Linked DNA regions of Homo sapiens: regions 2 and 3 are each linked to region 1. A link is a contact called in ENCODE Hi-C or POLR2A ChIA-PET data. All regions are on one chromosome and are shown on one strand. The core of a region is the stretch at or near the end of the contact, and the rest is flanking DNA. Distances in the headings are between cores, read along the strand shown. Region 1 has its middle 45 kb from the start of CXorf58. Region 2 holds the start of ACOT9 (acyl-CoA thioesterase 9). Region 3 overlaps ACOT9 (acyl-CoA thioesterase 9).

Region 1 (2,700 bases), core at 27-2,526:
GGTGCGGTGGCTCATGCCTGTAATCCTAGTACTTTGGGAGGCTGAGGCAGGCGGATTGCCTGAGCTCAGGAGTTTGAGACCAGCCTGGGCAACACCGTGAAACCCCATCTCTACTAAAATACAAAAAATTAGCCGGGCGTGGCGGCACATCCCAGCTACTCAGGAGGCTGAGGCAGAAGTGCTTGAACCTGGGAGGTGGAGGTTGCAGTGAGCCGAGATCGTGCCACTGCGCTCCAGCCTGGGCGAGACTCCGTCTCCGAAAAAAAAAAATTTTACTTTGAAATAACTATAGACTTATACGAAGTTGCAAAAATAGTCCAAAGTGCCCCATGTGCCCTTCCCGCAGTTTCCCCCAGTGGTGAGATCTTATATAGCCATAGTATATCAAAACCAGGAAACTGATATTGGTAAATTACTGTTAATTATACTATAGACATTCAGTCTTCACCATTCTTAACCTTCTCATAATACAAGTTGGGAAATATTCCCTCCTCTTCAATTTTCTGGAATAGTTTCTGTAAAATTGGTGCTAAAACTCATAGAATTTTAAAACTGAAAGACACCCTCGAAATCACCCAGTACTGACTGGAACCTTGATTTGACTATAAAGACAACAGAGACCCCATTTTTTCTCTCCAGGTAGCCAAAATCAATGGTAGATTTCTATACGTTGGAGGATTAAAAAAGGAATAAAATGACTATTCTTAACACAGTGTACAAAGAAGGCAGTCTGTTCAGAAATAGCTGAAAAGCCATTTCCTAACAAAGTTGACATTCTCTGTCTTCACTGCACTATAAAAACAAGAAACGACAAATGAATTCAAATGTTGAGGAAAGAATGAACCAGAAACAGGGTCTTCTGGTTTTCCCCAGAAGCCTATCCTGAGGCAAGCATTCCACTCTAAGTACAATAATTATTTAGAAGGTGCAAAACCAAAACAAACCAAAAAGAAACCGCCACAGTAGAATGGGGAAGTTACCGGGGAAGTAAGAAAGGCAAGGCAGCCAATAAAGGATGTATTACTAAGTCAGTTACCGCTGTGGGTTCCTGGAACTTACTGGTGCTGGGGACATTCTGAGAACCAGTACAAAACACACACATACACCTCGGTTATTCCACCCAGGGCAGAAAGAGCTGAGATATTTATACATCAACTTCTCTCAGGCATTGAGTGAGAGCAACCAGAGGGGCATTCATTCCCTGGCACTTCCGGCCTGCTTGCATAAGCACCAGTGGCAGTGGGCTCCAGCAACAGGAGAATGCCCTAAACAAAGAAGTCCATGAGCTGGTAAGTTAGAAGTCAAGCTGTGTGCTCGGAAGTGGTAAAGGTGAGAGGATAAAGGCAGCCCACTTACACACAGTATGTGTCACAGCAGGGTAGGAGAATTACCTTAACACATGAGAGAAATTATCTTCCGAAGGAGGATTTCTATGATTTTAGCAGGAAAATGTGAATGTTGTGATTTATTTCAAGATTACTTAAATTATAGAATATTTCTGGGGGTGTGTTTCTCAAAAATATTCCTTTGAGGTTGTGCCTTCAGAAATAATCTGTGAAGACAAAAGGAGAGTGGCAAGGTACAGTCTTTGCATAGAGTATTTCTATCCACTTTAAATTCATGCAAACTTAAATATCGTCATTTTATTCTATTTATTTTAGCATGTTAAAAGAATTACATTAATTTATTTGTGCTAAATGAGAAGGTACCCTCAATGAGAAAAAAAGGTAATGGGTTGCATGCTGAGAATAACCTATGGATTAATATTTAAAGTTTCTCAAGAGATGATGTAATAATAAAATCCCTGGGACAGATAGTATAATGGCATTAGTCATAGATTTCCGGAAATGCTAATCCAACGTCTTTTAACACTGGAGGTGTTTTATTCATAGAAATCTGTAATAATTATTGATCCAAAATATGCTTAGGTTGTATTTGATTCTTTCTTAATAGCCTATGATGGAACTGTATAATTTTTGGTATTTATTTTTTTCACTCTGGTCCATAACCACCATATCTTGATATTTTTCCCTTTTAGAAGTTTCTCATAGCTCTGCAAATGTTGGAGAATTTTGAAGAATATAATTTGACAGGTTAATTTGAATGCTAAAGATTGTCATAATTTAATATTACCAGGGAGAAATGAATATTCACTTTTCCAAAAATATAGAAGGAAATGACTTACTCTTGGAGAACTTTAAAAAATAATATGCATGAATATTTTAAACTTAATGTGATTTCTATGAATCATAGCCAATATAATACTGTAAATTTATAGATCAGGGTTGAAAATTTTTGGACTTTGGACGATCTTCACTCTTTCACATCTTCCTGGTCCAGAAATCTGAGCAACTCACCTTACTTACAAACAAAGACTTAATAGAGGTGAAGTAAGTTTTCATGTTTCTAAAACTTCATTAATTGTATAAACAGTATATACATTCACCAGTACATTATGAAAATAAGCTACAAAACAATTGTAACTTAAGCCACACTTAAAATACTTTAGCCAAATACTGTTTATGAAAAGGAAGCCTTGATGTTTGCTTTCAAGCAAATCAACATTTCTTCAAGTTGTCAATATTATTCTACAAATAATTAGCATTGGTTAGGGAGACTGTGTTATTGGTCCACCATAGGAAAAAGTGATAGAGAGTATCAGGTTATAGAATCTTATTATTCTGTGTCCTTTTCATTTTA
Region 2 (2,700 bases), core at 71-2,570, 210 kb after region 1:
TGTGAGATTGATAAAAGCAGGGAAAATTCAGTAGAAAGAGAAAGCCGAAGACCATGCTCCATGTGTAACTCATGAAGTGATTCAAAACAGAAAGCTAGCTTAATTCAAATCAATACATTTTTACTAAGTATGGGGTATTGCGAAAAAGCATATGGCCCTTGCCTTTTAGGAAATTGCCGTATTTAGAGGCAAAGCAAGACTTGCTTATATTCTCAAAAGATCCCCACTCGTTACCTTATTTCCCCTTTAAACCGCTTTACCATATTTGAGATCATGTTATTTGCTAACTTGTTTGTTGATTTGTTTTCCTTCCTTATCAAGAGGCAAGCCCCTTAAGGGCGGGGATTTTTGTCCTTTTTTCTTTTTGCAACCCCAACCTCTGCAATAGTGCCTGGCACAATGCAAACAGCTCAATAATAATTCGTTGAAAGAAATGGAGAATTAGATCGTAGGGTGAAATAATCTTAAACTCTCTGGCCTTGAATCTCTCTAGCTCGCCCAAGATATCAAACATTGGGGGTCAGGCCGAGAAGAGGAGAGGAACAATTTTTTCCTGTTAGGTCAGTGGTTTTTAGCCTTTGGTTACATTAGCATCACCTGGGGGCATCTTTAGACATCATCCCGAAGCCCAGACCGCACCCAGGACTAAACTAGAATCTCCAGCCAGTGGGTCTCAAGCATCAGTTTTTTGTTGTTTTTTTTTTGAGACATTGTCTCCTTCTGTCGCCCAAGCTGAAGTGTAGTGGTGCGATCTCGGCTCACCGCAACCTCCGCCTCCCAGGTTCAAGCGATACTCGTGCCTGTCCCCCGAGTAGCTGGGATTACAGGCGTCTGCCACCACGCCTGGCTAATTTTTGAATTTTTAGTAGAGACAGGGTTTCGCCATGTTGGCCAGGCTGGTCTTGAACTCCTGACCTCAGGTGATCTGCCCGCCTAGGCCTTCCAAAGTGCTGGAATTACAGGCGTGAGCCACCGCGCCCGGCCAAGTATCAGTATTTTGGAAAGTTGCCCAGGAGATTCCAATGTGCAGCCAAGGGGAAGAACAGACGGAGCCAAGGCGCGGGGATCAAGGATAAAGGAGACAAGCTCCACTAGGCAGAGCCGGGCCTCTTCTCGACGTCACGCCCTGGCGTTGCTGCGTGGTTCGTTTACTCAACCGAGAATAGGCCGGTCCTCGCTGTAGCAACACGACCCGCACAACTGATTGAGTGGGAAGCTCCGCAGAGGCGGACTCCAGCCTCCCGCCAATGAACGGGTAGGGTCCGCCCGGCACAGCGCGGCCACGCCCCCTGGACGCCGCGGTCCCGCCCCCGGACACCGCTGTCCGGCTCCCGGGCTGTCCTCAGCAAGGGCGCGGTCTGGTACTCGTGCGTCTTTTATCGCCTCAGTTTCCCTCCGCCGACTAGCGCGCGGGGCCCGGTTCTCCATCGCGCGCACGGCAGCCTAGCGCAATGAGGCGGGCAGCACTGCGGTAGGTGGCGGGGCGTGGAAGGGGCTGGCAGGGCGGTAGCCTGGGGTGCCATCGTCTTCCCCTAGAGCTTCGGGCTGGCCCCGGCGGAAGAAGTGGGCCACGCATGGGCATTTGGGCTCTATGATAAGGGGCGCTCGCCCACTGTACCTCCGACCGGACATAAGCCCGCCGGCCTTTGGTTGGGAGAACCTCGCCCCCACTTTGGCGACTTCTAGCACTGAGTTTGATATTAAAAGCAAAGCAGCACTTTTAAGGGAGGAAGTTGGGTGTTCCCTAAAATTCCTTTGGCCTTGCTCATCCGGGGTGTGGTTGGTAGCCGCGTCGGGGTAGCCCCTTGTCAGAAAGATAATATTTGGAGTTCTATGTTACCTCTAGCCCTTCATCTTCCTTTGGAGAACATTTTTAGGATTAAATGCTTGACCTACTTCGGCTCTTACTTAAGTTTGTTGTAACATTGGCAGAGATTACAGGGTACCTTTTGGCTCCCAGGACCCTAGGACTGTGCGTCTAGGACCCTGGTGCCAATTTGAACTTAACTTTAATGAGCCGCAAAGCCCTTATAAGAGGCTGGGTGCTTTGATTGGGCCACGTGGGTAAGGGAGGATGCCTTTTTGTATATGTAATCTTCCCAGCTGGCACAGTTAAGGCCTGAGGGCCTTAGACTCCAGAGCGTGTCTAGCTCTCCCTAATCCCTTTCACCCGAGCATGCCACCCTTTCCAAGTTTTCTGCCTGGCTGCATCCCAGGGGGCTCACACCTGCTCCAGTTTCTGAAGTTATCTCGCTGCCAGTGGGCCTGTCCCCCTGATGTGACTCATAGTGCTTTTGACTCACATTAACCCCATCAATTCTCTTGGGGGTCCTGGATATCTCTCTCTCTCTCTCTCTCCCTCTCTCTCTCTCTCTCTCTCTCACTCACTCACTGTTCCTGGGGACTTTGTTATCAGTTGTAAGGGTTCTGTCTTGTTTATAGTACTTAAAAACAAACAAAAAACCTTTGTTAAACTATTTGAAGGCAGACTGAAAGTCATTATGAGAGGGGCCACAGTTGACTTTAGCTTGCAATGTGAAAGGTCTTCTACAAAAGCTCCATGGTCTTGTTCAGGTGCTTTCTCTTATAACCCTGTGTTCCTTTCTTGAAAATTCTATTGAGGCCGGGTGTGGTGGTGCACGACTGCAGTCCCAGCGTTTTGGGATGCTGAGGTGGATGGATCACTTGAGGCCAGGAGTT
Region 3 (2,700 bases), core at 162-2,661, 250 kb after region 1:
AAATCACAGTGTCAACAAGCACCTCTGGCATGAAATAGTCACAGGAGCGAACACAACTATCTCTTGGAAGCATGCAGTTTGACTCATGGAATCAAGCATGTGCTGTACTATAATAACTTGTCTCTCCATGCCGTAATGCCATCCTGACTGAGATTTACCTGGCCCTTCAATATAGCATTTTGCATATCTACCTATGACATGATGGGAGGTGGCTAATGGGGAGGGATGCGCCCTGGGGAGTTTTGTGAATGTGTTAAGTGGAGTTAAGAGACCTACTGCATGCTATTGTATAGATTATACATTATATATTTAACCATTTGTTGCTGTACAGTGAAGCTTTTTCTAGTATTTCTTTTTTGCTATTATAAACAATGTTGCAGTAAATATCCTAAATACTCTAAAACATTTGACCCTTAAATTATTTTCTTTGGAAAAATATTAAATGAGATATTTAGGTCAAATAGTAGGCACACGTTGAAGGCTTTGAATATGTATTTCATGTAACCCTTCAGAACAGTTTCACACAATCACTTACACATCAGCAATTTCCCTGAACTTTGCCAATTTTTATCTTTTCTTTTTAAAATATCTTTGCCATTTTGATAGGTGAAGAATGACCTTCTGCTGGATGTGGTGGCTCACACCTGTAATCCCAGCACTTTGGGAGGCCAAGGCAGATTGCTTGAGGTCAGGAGTTCAAGACCAGCCTGGGCAACACGGTGAAAACCTGTTTCTACAAAAATACAAAAATTAGCAAGGTGTTGTAGTCTCACCAGTGCGCCAAAATGTAGCAGTCTTTGGTTGTCTGAGATAGTATCCGGAGTTCTTTGTGTCACAGAGCACGAACACAAGGGTGAGGTTGGAGCAAAAGTTTAGTAAGCAAAACAAGAAAGCTCTCGGCTGGATTCGGTGGCTCACACCTGTAATCCCAGCACTTTGGGAGGCCGAGGTCCGGAGTTCAAGACCAGCCTGACCAACATGGAGAAACCCTGTCTTTACTAAAAATACAAAATTAACTGGGCGTGGTGGCACACGCCTGTAGTCCCAGCTACTTGGGAGGCTGAGGCAGGAGAATCGCTTGAAGCCGGGAGGCAGACGTTGCGGTGAGTTGAGGATCGCGCCGTTGCACTTCAGCCTGGGCAACAAGAGCAAAATTCCGTCTCAAAAAAAAAAAAAAAAGCTCTCCGCAGCGGAGAGTGGGGGCCTGAACGGGTTGCCCACTATGAGGTTGGGGTCGGGGGTTTTTGCGGACTGGGAAGGGGAAGGAATTTGCTTAGTCTGTGAGCTGTCTTGGAGAAAGCTAGATTCAGCTTGGCCCGGGACCAATCAGGAGCTGAATTGATGATTCATTGAGACCACTCAGCTTGGCCCGGGACCTATCAGGAGCTGAAGTGAAAGCTTGGCCCGGGGACCAATCGTGCTGAAGTAATTCTTAGAGGCCGGGCTCACAGTCGAAAGAGGAAAGGAAAGTGCCCATCGGAGTCGTCGGAGCCCACAGTATTAATGCCCACGAAAGGAGAAGAAACTTTTTCCCGGGAACCTGCTGATTATACAAAAGACAAAGACATTTCTATGTCAGGTCTTGTTCCCTTATCTGAGTGAGCTGGAGGTTTGTGCAAGTTTTTATCTAAGTGGGCTGGAGGTTCTCGGATCTGTGCAGCCGCGGGCTTGTCTCCAGGCACACCACCACCCTGTGCTACTTCCCTTATCGGTGCCTGCAGCTTGATTTTTATCCCCAGGCTGCTTTCTCTGTTCTGTGGGGATGAGGCACTGACCCGTGGGTTGGGGGCTCTTTGGGGACCCTTCCCTTGCTGTCTACCTAAGGAAAGCTAGCTAACTCCTCTCAGAGTGATGGTGCACACCTGTAGTCCCAGCTACCCAGGAGGCTGAACTGGGAGCATTGCTTGAGTCCAGGAGTTTGAGGCTGTAGTAAGCCAAGATCACGCCACTGCACTCCAGCCTGGGCAACAAGTGAAACCCTGTCCCCCCCCACCCCCCCAAAAAAAGAAAACTGACATTTGTTAATTGCCTTTCTCTGAATTCTACTGAGATTGAAATTAAATTGCTTATTGTTTTTGTTGTCTTTTTGTTAAATTGCTCACGTAATTTTGGATACCAGAATCTTCACCCCAAATCTGTCCTCTACCAATACAGATATAAAAGCTAGAGGTTTTGGTTTTTAATACAGGACTTTTAAGAAGATGAGGTGAAGCAAACTAACGGATATACACTAGGTTCTGGATTATTAGTGTTATGTCCCTCTCAAAGAATAAAGGAGAATTTTTGACCGGGAGCGGTGGCTTACGCCTGTAATCCCAGCACTTTGGGAGGCCGAGGCGGACGGATCACCTGAGGTCAGGAGTTCAAGACCAGCCTGGCCAACATGGTGAAACCCCGTCTCTACTAAAAATACAAAAATTAGCTGGGCATGATGGCAGGTGCCTGTAATCCCAGCTACTCAGGTGGCTGAGGCAGGAAAATCGCTTGAACCTGGGAGGCAGAGATTGCAGTGAGCCGACATGGCGCCATTGCACTCCAGCCTGGGCGACAGAGCGAGACTGCGTCTGAAAAAAAAGTTAAAGGAGAATTTTTACCCAGCACCAGCACTGCTAAGTTCTAGCATACATCTTCCTCATGTGAGTTGGACATTGTTTTATATTAAATAGTCTGTGCTGAGATCCCAGTTTTACTTCAGGCATT

Evidence for each region. A loop is a pair of places that touch in the nucleus more often than their neighbours do. ChIA-PET counts read pairs that join two places held with the same protein, here RNA polymerase II (POLR2A). Pooled maps may share reads with other maps.
Region 2: a pooled map shows a loop between it and region 1 (4-fold over the local background). The contact joins the promoter of ACOT9 here to the enhancer-like site in region 1. A Hi-C loop is called at or near these places in 6 of 50 pooled maps. POLR2A ChIA-PET finds 5 or more read pairs at or near these places in 4 of 52 experiments (OCI-LY7, PC-9, activated B cell and 1 more).
Region 3: a pooled map shows a loop between it and region 1 (2.2-fold over the local background). The contact joins two enhancer-like sites. A Hi-C loop is called at or near these places in 1 of 50 pooled maps. POLR2A ChIA-PET finds 5 or more read pairs at or near these places in 2 of 52 experiments (OCI-LY7 and activated CD8-positive, alpha-beta memory T cell).

Annotation. Positions count from the first base shown.
Region 1 is chrX:23,951,692-23,954,391 of GRCh38, reverse strand. No RefSeq gene overlaps it. Among named protein-coding and RNA genes, the nearest start is that of CXorf58, 45 kb to the right of the region's middle. RefSeq lists enhancers at 723-1,260, 1,261-1,799. Within about 2 kb of position 1,276, at least 9 of the 41 ENCODE cell types and tissues checked have a DNase peak (open chromatin) inside an H3K27ac peak, as active enhancers do; they include OCI-LY7, where a contact is called at or near this core.
Region 2 is chrX:23,741,896-23,744,595 of GRCh38, reverse strand. It overlaps ACOT9 (acyl-CoA thioesterase 9), which reads left to right and starts at 1,320. Exons shown (of 16, transcript NM_001037171.2): 1 at 1,320-1,471. The coding sequence starts at 1,452. RefSeq lists a silencer at 1,151-1,470 and an enhancer at 1,741-1,790.
Region 3 is chrX:23,698,758-23,701,457 of GRCh38, reverse strand. ACOT9 (acyl-CoA thioesterase 9) reads left to right here. Exons shown (of 16, transcript NM_001037171.2): 16 at 1-403. Among named protein-coding and RNA genes, the nearest start is that of PRDX4, 33 kb to the right of the region's middle. Within about 2 kb of position 1,411, at least 3 of the 41 ENCODE cell types and tissues checked have a DNase peak (open chromatin) inside an H3K27ac peak, as active enhancers do.